Regions from separate parts of the Mus musculus genome. Here region 2 is linked to region 1. A link is a loop called in an ENCODE intact Hi-C map of the cell type or tissue named here. Cell type or tissue: gastrocnemius. All regions are shown on one strand. Links, peaks and the distances in the headings refer to the core of each region. The heading gives the core; the rest is flanking DNA.

The links. Peaks named below come from ENCODE experiments on the same cell type or tissue, not always from the same donor. Only the 100,000 strongest peaks of a DNase experiment are listed, where the experiment ranks them.
Region 2: a loop joins it to region 1, with 2.3 times the contacts of the local background. A loop is called at or near these places in 3 of 42 quality-filtered maps.

The regions. Positions count from the first base shown.
Region 1 is chr14:20,991,650-20,995,649 of GRCm38, reverse strand. It overlaps Vcl (vinculin), which reads right to left. Exons shown (of 21, transcript NM_009502.5): 7 at 548-638. Among named protein-coding and RNA genes, the nearest start is that of Ap3m1, 59 kb to the left of the region's middle. In gastrocnemius, for the core only: a CTCF peak has its summit at 2,108 (motif pointing right); a DNase peak (open chromatin) is centred at 2,125.
Region 2 is chr14:20,762,267-20,770,132 of GRCm38, reverse strand. Camk2g (calcium/calmodulin-dependent protein kinase II gamma) reads left to right here. Exons shown (of 21, transcript NM_001360186.1): 5 at 4-69; 6 at 3,908-3,980; 7 at 4,119-4,221; 8 at 4,654-4,737; 9 at 5,178-5,272; 10 at 5,865-5,987. Among named protein-coding and RNA genes, the nearest start is that of Camk2g, 28 kb to the left of the region's middle. In gastrocnemius, for the core only: no CTCF peak of the experiment used is centred there; a DNase peak (open chromatin) is centred at 4,017; H3K4me3 peaks cover 1,003 bases; H3K27ac peaks cover 4,000 bases.

The sequences.
Region 1 (4,000 bases), core at 1-4,000:
TGGCCATAAGTATGTGGCTGATGAAAAGTAGTCTCATAATTCAACAGGACTTAGGACCTCCAACTTCCATTAGGCTTTTCACATTTGCTCAAACAATCTGAAGTGGAATAAATATTAAATTAGAAAAGCCAAAAGCCTTGTTGGGTCTTATCTTTATATATTCAACTTTTATATATCTTACATTAAGATCACTGTACAATCTACTTAACTAAGTACTTTGCTGACATAAATGGCACCAGCTTCCAAACAGAACTAGCAAAAAAGGGTGTTTATTCAAAATAATAACCTTTCTGCTTCAGGGGATGGGCGAAGCAGTAACTTTTCAAAGACACCGGCTTAACTTGGTTTATTTATTCATGGTGAGAAATGAGAGATTTTATGCCTTCATCCTTTAAGGCCAGGGATGTTTCAATTTCTCAGAACTATGGCAGGATGCCACAGTTACCTCAGGATGGTGAGATTATGGAAGGATTCCTCCCATTCCTTCATTTGATTTGATTTTAACTGTTTATTGTTCAGAAAACAGAGTTTTTTACTGCAGAGTTACCTGGGGAGGCATTGGGGTCACGGAGCCAACCTTTGGCCTGGTTCAATTTGGAGTCTATGGACGCCAGCGCTCTCTTCATGGCTTCAGTGTCCTTTGGAAGAGAAATGCCACAGTTCTTGTGTGTTTTGTAACATGGTCTCTTAATTTTTACAGAGCAGTAGTTACAGCACTAACACACAACAGCTCAGGTAGTCCTACAACAGCCTTAAATAATCTCACCACACCACAAGTCTTGTGTCTGTCAAAATGCAACATCTTGCATGCAAATCTTCAGTTAATTCTATTCTGCCTCCTGGTGTCTTCAATGCTAAAATTGCAAAAAGCTTAAAAAACTGCTCAAGCCAAAAAAATGCCTAATGTCTCCAGCAGGAAGGAGCCCTGCTGCTCATACTTCATTATCAGCTTTCCTAATGGTCGCCATCCGGTAGGAAACTTGTGGAGCCTCAACATCAAGTGGAAGCCTTGCCAGAGCCCTCCCTGCTCTAGGCAAGCCTTATTAGTATGTGGTGCCACAAAGCACAGTCCTTTTATCTCTTATTTTAAAATGCACACGCACAAACACCAGATGGTATTTCACTATATTAAATAAATCAAAAAACTTAAAGAGTTACTCATTGGAAAAAATAAATAGTATTAATGTAACCATTTTGTTTTAGTTCTCAAAATAAACCACAAAAAGTTTTACAAGAAGGAAGCGCACTGCTGGCCTTCCCTGCTGTTCTTCACTCCTCGTCCTTAGATTTCCCCCCCCCCACCCTAACAAATGGATCTCAATGTATTGCTTATAACCAGGACTCAGGATGATAAGCATAAAACTAACACAGAATCTGCTAGGATGTCACTAGAAAACAACCAAATAAGAGAAAAAAAAATTTTTTTGAGACAGGGTCTCTTTATGTAGCTCTGGCTAGACAAAATTTGCTATGTCAACCAGGCTGGTCTGTTAACATAAAATTGTCTGATTAAAAAAGGTATGTGCCATGACTCCCAGCTTAATTTATAATACATAAAAAATAACAGTGAAACAAATATCCATGTGCCAATCTTTAGAACTGGGAGATTATACAGTCTCTCTCTCCCTCTCTTCCTCTTTCTCTTCTTCCTCCTCCTCTTCCTCCTCCTCCTTCTTCTTCTCCCCTCCCCTCCCCTCTCCTCCCCTCCTCTTCTCTCTCTCTCTCTCTCTCTCTCTCTCTCTCTCTCTCTCTCTGTCTCTCTCTCTGTCTCTGTCTCTGTCTCTACACCTCTGCCCCCATTCTCCCACCTCCAAGGGTATAACTGTGTAGCCCTAGTTCCCTGGAACTCATCACACAGACCAGGCTGGCTTTCCAGTGATCTGCTTCTGCCTCAACTTCTAGGATTAAAGGTATGTGCTACATCTGGCCCTAGTCTGGCCATCTCTACTTAACATCTTAAAAAACATTCTGTCTCCTTTTTTTGCACTAGAGAACTGACTCCCAGAGAGTCAATCCATCAAAGCATAATGTTAACTTCTAAAATTCTTCGCATGCCCTTATTCCTAAACTTTCTTATTTCCAGTCCTACCAGGGTTGTACCATCAAGCTTCCACAAGGGGGCACTGAGCACATCCCTACTTCCAAGTCAGAGTCATCACTATAACACAAAAAGAACAGGCTGAAAACTCAGCAGCAGCTGAACCCTGATGCTTCTGAAATGTCTACTCAAATGATGGACGCTGCTTTAGGACCCCCCTTTTCTTTCATCTAAAAAGATAGAGAGTGTGCTCTCATCCTAACTTTATTCTCAGCCACAGCAACAAAAAAAGTGCACTCCCGCTGGGTGGTAGGGTAGGGTGAAAAGTTACTAAGTTACATGAATTATGACAGCTACCAATGTTAGGCAACATCAGGAAAATCTAGTCCAAAGTCCACTCATAAGTACACTTAATAATATTGCTTAAATCTGTTTCTTTCTTCTACTTTGTTGCTTTGTTGTACAATAATTTATACAACAAGATTTGCTCCCAGAGCTGAATTTCAAATGAGAAAGGCCTAAATGGATAGACTCTCAGGTAACTCCTAACCTCAAAAAACTGGATAGCTTTCAGTATTTACCTACCATAACTTATAAGATTTTACAATTTGCCTACATATATATTTGTTTATAATAACATAAGCTTTTTCTTGAAAAAATATGTGCCTACCTTGGAAAAAAGAAATTGTGTCAATGTAAAATTTAAAATTCTGTTAATAAACACCTCTGTGATACTTTTAATTTTGGTGAGAAAACTAATAGACACCTACATTTCAAAATCTAAATTCCAAAGAATAGAACATATTTTCAGAAAGTCAGACAGATTTTAGCACTAATCTAGCAGTAATGGCTACTAGTTAGGAAGGTAACTTCAGTCCAGTTTCCTACAGGGTAGATGCTATCTTAGCCAGTTTCCCTTCAGTTACTTCAGTGAATCTCAAGGTGCAATGTAACTTTATCTTACAACTTAAGAAACAACGACTTGGGACCATCTGACCTTAAGCTTGCTGAATCCAACCTCTTATTTTATATCACATGAAACTCAATTTCTTTTTCTTTTCTTCCAAAGAAAGTTGGCAAATATGGCACAAACTTTCGGCACCAGTCAGCACATCTTCACCTCGTCAGTATGGGTTCCGCCTAATGCTTCTCAGAAGAGAAGCTCCAGAGCTCAGACTTACAATCTGCGCTAGCAGAAATGGCTGCTTTGATTCTCCAACGTGTCCCAAAACGGTTTGAAACACAATGCAAAAACAAGCTTTGCGCTAATCAGCATCCTCAAAAATCATTTCTTTTTTCTCTAGTAAACTCAACAGCCCCTTCACCATGAAGAGAAACTGTGATTCTCAGGAAGAGGGTAATTTTCTTCTGAGCAGCTCTGACAACACCAGGAAATTAAAATTAGCAGATGCTTGTTTCCCCAACTCTGAACCAAGGGCAAATATGAAATGAAGCTGCAATTTTTTTAAATGTTATTTGGATGTTTTCCTTGCACGTATGTTTGTGCACTGTGTGCATGTCTGGTGCTTATGGAGGCCAGAAGAGGGCATCAGATCCCCTGGCACTGGAGTTACAGGCGGTGCTGAACTGCCACGTGGGTGCTAGGAACTGAACAGGGGTCTTCAGAAAGAGTAGACAATGTTCTGACCCACTGAGCCACTCCAGTCCTGAAGCTGCATTTTTAAACCTGGGAATTGCAGTTAGTTTCAAGGTTGGTTTTGTTGTTGTTGTTGTTGTTGTTGTTGTTGTTGTTAGTTTCTAGGTTGGTTTTTGTTGTTGTTGTTGCTGCTGCTGCTGCTGTTATATTCTTCTATATTATATTTGTGTATGTGAGTGGGTGACAATGTATCACAGCACACCTGTGAAGGTCAAAGGACAGTTTACTGGAGTCAATGCTCTGTGACAATGTGAGTTCCAGGGATCAAACTTAGATCATCAGACCAGCAGACACGTGCATTCACC
Region 2 (7,866 bases), core at 1,688-5,687, 230 kb after region 1:
CAGTGTTACCGGAGGGGAGTTGTTTGAAGACATTGTGGCCAGAGAGTACTACAGTGAAGCTGATGCCAGGTAAGAGGAATCTTGGTTGTTTGAGTGAAGCCCTTCGAGTTTAAATTGAAATAAGTCCTGGCTAGTTGTGTGTGTGTGTGTGTGTGTGTGGTTGTGTGTGTGTGTGTGTGTGTGTGTGTGTGTGTGTGTGTGTATGTTTGTGTGTGTATGTGTGTGTGTGTGTGTGTGTGTGTGTGTGTGTATGTATGTGTGTGTTTGTGTGTGTATGTGTGAGTGTATGTATGTGTGTGTTTGTATGTGTGTGTTTGTGTGTGTATGTTTGTATGTGTGTATGTGTGTGAGTGTATGTATGTGTGTGTGTATGTGTGAGTGTATGTATGTGTGTGTTTGTGTGTGTGTGTGTATATGTATGTGTGTGTGTGTGAGTGTATGTATGTGTGTGTTTGTGTGTGTGTATATGTATGTGTGTGTTTGTGTGTGTGTGTATGTGTGAGTGTATGTATGTGTGTGTTTGTGTGTGTGTGTATATATATGTGTGTGTTTGTGTGTGTGTGTATGTGTGAGTGTATGTATGTGTGTGTTTGTGTGTGTGTGTGTATGTATGTGTGTGTTTGTGTGTGTGTGTTTGTGTGTGTGTGTATGTATGTGTGTGTTTGTATGTGTATGTGTGTATGTTATTTTAGTAGTCTTTGAACTCTTGTCTGAACAAAGGCCTGTAAGATGTGGTAGAGCTGCATTCTCAGAAGTTAAATATTCAACGTACCTAGATTAATTTCTTTCAAAGCCTCTTCTAGGTTGCCTTTATCCTATTACCCCCAAAATACCTTTCTCCCACTACTATATACTCACAAGCATGCCCAATAGCCCTCTCTGTACCTTTTCCTTTTCAACAAATTCTAGTGTGTACAGGTTCCTTACACAGGTGCCTGGGGATCAGAGATAGGGGAAGCATCATTTTTTTTCCTGAAGGGTATAAAACTGGAGAGCTTCCTTGGGATCCTTCAGCCTTTGTCACTTTGTCACCTTACCATCATGACCATCAGCGTAAGGGAGTGTTTTCCACCTAAGCCAGTGGCTCTTGTGTGACAGCACAGTCTACCTGCATCGAGGTGCTCAAGTGCCATTAGGCCTGCTTTGCCCACCTTCTCCCTTCCCCATCATAGCCTGATTGTTGTTATCCTGCCTACAGCTTCTCTGGCTCAGGCTGCCTCTAGAGAGGAGGGGAGTGCCGCTTCCTCATGAATTTCTCAACCCTGAACAGCCGATGTTTGCTGATCAACTTCAGATGCCTCAGCCTGGGAAAAAAATTCTCAAGTGGAGAGATGAATTCCAGTGCCAGCAGGGGAGGACCAGGCTGTGGGTGGGAGGAGGCAGCGATAGCCCAGGGAGCTTGGGGGTGGGAGGACTGTACCAGTGGGCTTGGCCTGGCTCTGCTGGGACACTTCACACTTTTGCCATTTTTGGCCAGAAGGCTCTCCCTGCTAGCCGGGCTCTGTTCTAATTATACATTTCTGTGGAGACTCGCCTCTGAAGCTCAGTCTTAAAGTTCCTTTGGCAAACTATTGGGTTCTCTGCTGTAGGAGGCCCTGAGCCTCAGTGTCCAAGTCTGATGACATCCATTGACCCTTTGACTCTCATAGGACCCCCAGTACCAGATTTCAGAGAAACAAACTGTAAGTGCAGGCTCCGTAGGCTGGCACACCTGGATCTTCTGCAGGTCTGCCCTGCACACCTGGTGGAGGCTGCTGACTGGGCACGTACCCACGTACCAGTGTTCTTCAGCCTCAGTTGGCACAGATAATTTTTTTGTTACAAAGGTCTCTCCTATGTACGAAGAGAACTTAGACGCATATCAGTCAGCAGAGTCCCCCCGTTCCAAGTTGTGCCAACCACAGTTATTTCCAGACATTGCCAGATGTCTCGTGAAGGGCACACTCACCCTCCGAGTGAGTGGAAACTGCTCTGGAGTACTCACACCTGCCACCAGGAGTCTACCTATAGGACTAGCAGGAGCGTTTGCAAGGTGAACAGTCTGCTTTCATAAACAGGACCAACATGTGGTTCTGAGCTAGGTTGGCTTTTTTCTGTACAAAAGCATCAGAAACGCTATGTAGACATCCTATTTAAGGGCCCTCTTAAACATAATCTTTCTGGAAGGAATCTATGGGCTTCTCTTACCTCCCTACTAGTTGAGAAACTTTAGAGCAGTTAATATCTTAGGTAGTACAAGAAAGAAAACACTGTTAAGAGTCACACAGTAAATGTTTGAACAAGTGAAGGCTGTGCCCACCAGCTGTCTTCCCAAGATACGGCATAAGCCCCTCCTCTATGAAAAAGTGCGCTGGGCGGTGGTGGTGCACACCTTTAATCTCAGCACTCGGGAGGCAGAGGCAGGTGGATTTCTGCGTTCGAGGCCAGCCTGGTCTACAGAGTGAGTTCCAAGACAGCCAGGCCTACACAGAGAAACCCTGTCTCGAAAAAAAAAACCAAAAAACAAAACAAAACAAAAAATGTCTGCTTCTGAGGAAAGAGGAGGAAAGGGTTAGAGGTTCTCGCCTTCCTTAGGAATATTCAGCATCTTTCCATTCCTAGAAAACAAATTCCAGTCCTTGCCTTAAGGCTTTGTCACCCTAGAAAGCCCACATAACTTTACCTCATTTTCCATCCCTGTGGAGAGTCTTGATGAGGAGGGAAGAGAGCTCTTAGCTGAGTGTCACACATCTATAATCCCAGTGGTCCTGAAGCTGAGGCAGGAGGATCATGAATTCAAGGCCAGCCTGGGTCACAAAAGGTTACAGGCCAGCTTATGCTACATAGCAGGAAGACTTCAAAACAGGAAAAGGAAAGGAAGGAAGGGAGGAAGGAAGGAAGAAAAAGGAACCTTTATATACTGTTGGTATTGTAATTAGTATAGCCATTTTTGGAAAACAGTATGGATGTTTCTCAGAAAAACTAAAAATAGAAGTACCATATGATCCAGCAATCCCACTACTGGGTAAATACCCAATGAAATTAAAATCAGGATGTTAAATGTCTGTACACCCACGTTCATTGCAGCATTATTCACAATAACCAAGATATGGAAACAACCTGAATGTCCATTAGCAGATGAATGGATTAAAAAAAGAGTAGTGTATACTACTGAGCCTTAAAAAGGCCGGGAAATTCTATCACTTATGACAGGATAGGTGAGCCTGGATGACGTTATGTTCAGTGAGACAAGCCAGGCACAGGAAGACAAATACCACATGATCTTACTTACATGTGGAATCTAAAAAGGATGCCCTCGTGAGGGAAAGAGGAATAGTGGTTAGCAGAAGCCAGAGTAGGTGGGTGTAGGTGAGGAAAGAGAGGTGGTGGTCAGATAGGGGGATGGATTCCTGCATTGTAGTTAAGCACAGCAGGTGATTCGAGTTAGTAATGTTGGTGGTTTGGTTTGGTTTGGTTTGGTTTGGTTTGGTTTGGTTTAGCTTTTTCAAGACCAGGTTTCTTTATGTAGCCCTGGCTGTTCTGGAACTCACTCTGTAAACCAGGCTGGCCTCGAACTCAGAAATCCGCCTGCCTTTGTCTCCTGAGTGCTGGGATTAAAGGTGTGCGCCACCTACACCTGGCAAGGTTTTAAAACGTACAAAAAAAAAAAAGGATTTTTAATGTTCTCACTAGAAAGAATAAGCATTTGAGGTGAGGTATATGGTGATGTGCTTGTAGCAGAATCTCCCATTGTCCCTCAGAAGTCAGTAGTTATTTTTCAATTAAAAAATAAAAGCAAAATAGGTTGAGCTAGATAACATTTAAAGCCCAGGGTTCTAGCTTGTATTTCGGTGAGTGTAGTCCGCACAGGCAGTCGTCGGTGAGGTGGTTTAGCCCTGCACTGACATCGCTTGTGCTGTCCTTTCAGCCACTGTATACATCAGATCCTGGAGAGTGTTAACCACATCCACCAGCATGACATCGTCCACCGGGATCTGAAGGTACTCAACCGGGCTGACTACTTGTGACTCGTTGGCGCCCCCTGGTGCTAGATAGTGGCGCTGTGAGCCCAAAGTAGGCTCCCTTTGGGCTCCAGGGTGGATGCCTCCCTCATAAGGTTCTCTTTGTTCCTTCTGCAGCCTGAGAACTTGCTGCTGGCGAGTAAATGCAAGGGTGCTGCGGTCAAGCTAGCTGATTTTGGCCTGGCCATCGAAGTACAGGGAGAGCAGCAGGCTTGGTTTGGTAAGGGTGACCCTGTCTTCCGAGAATGCAGCCTCCACCCTTCCTCCTTTTCCTGGTCTGCCTTCCTCTTTCAGAACTAGAAGTCAGGCCTTTAATGGTCCTGGCCTTTTCAGAAAGTGGAGGAGGGTGCCCCCCCAGGTCCCTCCTCGCCCTCATGACTCATTACAGTGGGTCTGGCTGCTGTCAGCACTGCATTCTTATTGCCTCTGGGGAGGTGTTTGAGTTCCTGGTAGGCACAAGTACTTGCCCTCTGATTTAGATTCCAGGCACTGCACGTAGCCCAGCCTGTCATCTTTTGCGGCCTCGGTACTGAGTCAAAGCTTATATAGTAAAAGCAACCAGCATTAGGAGGGCTTTGGAGGGAATTACAGATGTGGCCTTACTGGGAGAGAAAGCGGGTTCAGTTTGGCTCTGCCCTCTCTTCTGCTACAGGTTTTGCCGGCACCCCAGGTTACTTGTCCCCTGAGGTCTTGAGGAAAGATCCCTATGGAAAACCTGTGGACATCTGGGCCTGCGGTAAGCCCATTCCATACCCTCGGCTCTTTGGTGTTCTGGGCCCTTGGCTTCCTGTGATGACAAGAAAAAGAGGCATTACACCCATCCCTTCTGGGTTCCACGGTGCCTGCTGTATGTGAAATCATGGTGTTGTTTGTTCTCCTTCCCTTGGGAGAGCTGTTCCTGTCATGCTTACTTCCCAAGTGACTTCCTGTATTATATTGTATCCTTCTTGGAGAAGGGCTCGTCCACACCTTAGAGGATAGACTAAAGAAGTCTCTGACATGGCTTGGTGCCGTAAGGAGTGAGGCACAACAGGAGGGATGGCATTATCTACTGGCGTCCACCTTTAACTCTGGCCCAGCCTTGCCCTTCTGGGTGGTTCTGAGCCCTGCATGGCCTTTCTTGGTTCCTCAGGGGTAGGTGAGTGACCCCAGTGACCTGTGTGTTCTGTCTCGCAGGGGTCATCCTGTATATCCTCCTGGTGGGCTACCCTCCCTTCTGGGATGAGGATCAGCACAAGCTGTATCAGCAGATCAAAGCTGGAGCCTACGATGTAAGGATGGGGTTCTGAGAGCTGAGCAGTCACTCCTGGAAGGACAGAGTCCCTGCCCCTAAGGGTCTGTCCAAGGGAGTAGTGATATTGTCACTTGATAACAGGGCATCAGGGGACTTTGAGGACCCAAGGATGGGCATACAGGACTCAATTCTTGCCACCTTATATACAGGGAACAGGTTTTGTTTTTTTTTTTTAAATGCTCCTGTTAGCTATAAAATTAAGGAACTCAATGAAGCTCTTTGGTCTGTTTCCACAAAGAATGGGGAAACTACGTGGCATGTTATATTACAGAGGGAGAATTTTAGAGGCTTCTCCACTGTTTTGGAACCTTGGGCACATTGCAAAACCTGTTTTCTCCTTAGTAAAAAGAGAAAGGTGAAGCAGAAAATGTCAGTTCCCTTCCTTCACCGACATGATACATGGACACCCTTACACTTATCATTCTGTCTTCTTTGAGTTGGCACAGCATACCCACTCTTGGGTACCACAAAGTATCTCAGTTGTAAGAGCTGGAATGAAGTCGGGTTACATTTCAGGGTAGAAGGCTCACAAATTTCCTGTCTCCCTTTTCCCTGTTCCCGCTCCTCAGTTCCCATCACCAGAATGGGACACAGTCACTCCTGAAGCTAAGAACTTGATCAACCAGATGCTGACCATAAACCCTGCAAAGCGCATCACGGCCGACCAGGCTCTCAAGCACCCATGGGTCTGTGTAAGTGTCTTTTCCCAGGCCTTGGAGATTGGGTGTGGCAGCCCTGGGGCACTCCTTGAACTTCTCTAAGGAGGATTCAGGAGGAGGGCTGGGGAGGTGTGAGTGGAGGCCAGGGTCAGGAAATGTCATCAGGGGGACTTGGGAGTTAAAAAGTGCTCATAGGTCTTCACTTGTCTCTCGCGCTTGTTGTGAGGCTGTGGTTTGGGTCTGTTGCTGGATTGGAAGAGGTAGTTAATGGTGGAAAACAGCTGATACCCCAGTGTGGAGTCCCAAGCTTGGGGTATATGTGGGCCTCAACTCTGACAAGGACCCAGTGAATGAACAAAGGCGGGAGGCTCTTGAAGCTCAGCATGAGGCCGGCTCTCAGCTGAGTGCTGAGGAGCCCCTCCTAGGCCCTCAGTGCAGGCTGATACACTGTTTCCATCCGTGGTTCTATCAAGCTGAAACAGCTAACCCAGACAAAGGAAAGGGCTGGTATAGTATAGCATCTTGAACAATGATAAGTTTTTCATTTCCCATGCTTATTGAATGTCCTTTTGTGCTGGTCACCAGACAGTTCCTGAAGATGAACAGGACCATGGTCTTTGCCCCAAAGATTTGGGAAAACAGGCATTCAAACCAGCAACCATGCCTGTAATCTGACAAACACACATCCAGGAGTGTCTGCTGCCCTTGATAGGGTCACAGAAGGTTTTGTGGAGAAGACGATCTATCCAGGTGTTACTCTATAGACAGAGGTTAATATGGAGAGAGTGAGAGGTCACAGGAGAACGTCACCTGCAAGGAATGTTAGTAGTTGCTTTACCATGACCAGGATTGCAAAAGAATGAGGGGGAAAAAAATTGCATGACACAGTGGTGCACACCTTTAATCCCAGCACTTAGGAGGCAGATCTCTGAGTTTGATGCCAGCCTAGTCTACAGAGCAAGTTTCAGGAATGCCAAGGCTATTCAGAGAAACCCTGTCTCAAAAAACCAACCCCCTTACTCCCCACCCCCCAGAAAAAGGTTGTATGTCATACCATCCTCTGCCTAAAGAGTTGAAGATTGTATTCTAAAGTGTAGAGTTTTAAAGACAGCATGCTATTTGCATTTAACATCACATTTGGAAGCTCTGTAGGAAATGGAATTGCTGAGGCTGGAGGCAGAGAGGCAAAAAGCTGTCACAACTGTCTAAGGAAGGCCAGGTGAGGTCTCAGCTGAGGGGGATGATGGAGGAGTGGGTAGTGCCGCCAAAGAAGAGAATCTGAAGGAGAGGCAAGTGGATGGGTGTTTAATCGGTCAGTGAGCAGATGGCTGTGCAGTTCGTGGACCCAGAAGAATACCAGCACTAAAAAGAGGGCATGGAGTGTGCAAAAGAGGGGGCTATAGACATGAGAAGTTGGAAATGTGCCCTGCCGTTCTCTCATAGGTGATGGTGAGGAATTGGAAATATATGAAGTTGTTCTTGTGCTGAACAGATTCTTATTGCCGGCTTATGTTGCTTCAGCAAGAGAAGAGAGAGCCGCTAAATACAAGCATTTAAGGACAAGGAGTTAAAAGAGTCATGCAGAGAGGTTGAGAAGAAGATACAGGGACTGAGAACGTACAAGTGGGCCTTAGTGAGAGCGGCAGCGGCCAGATGCTGAACAAGTCCTCCACTAAGATAGGAAGGAACCTCTAGCTTTAACTGACCAGAGGCCATGGTTTCGTTATTTCACAGAGATAGCGGAATATGATAGGAGAGAAACTCCCTTGTCTGCAGAGACCTGAGGCTGAAGGCTGGGAAGCCAGGCAGTGAAGGAGCAAATGGCTGATACTCCTTACAGGAAGAACTTGGGTCAGGAAGCTTTGTTCATTTTTTGCTTCCCTTTGTTAATACATAGTTGTAGATATAAATG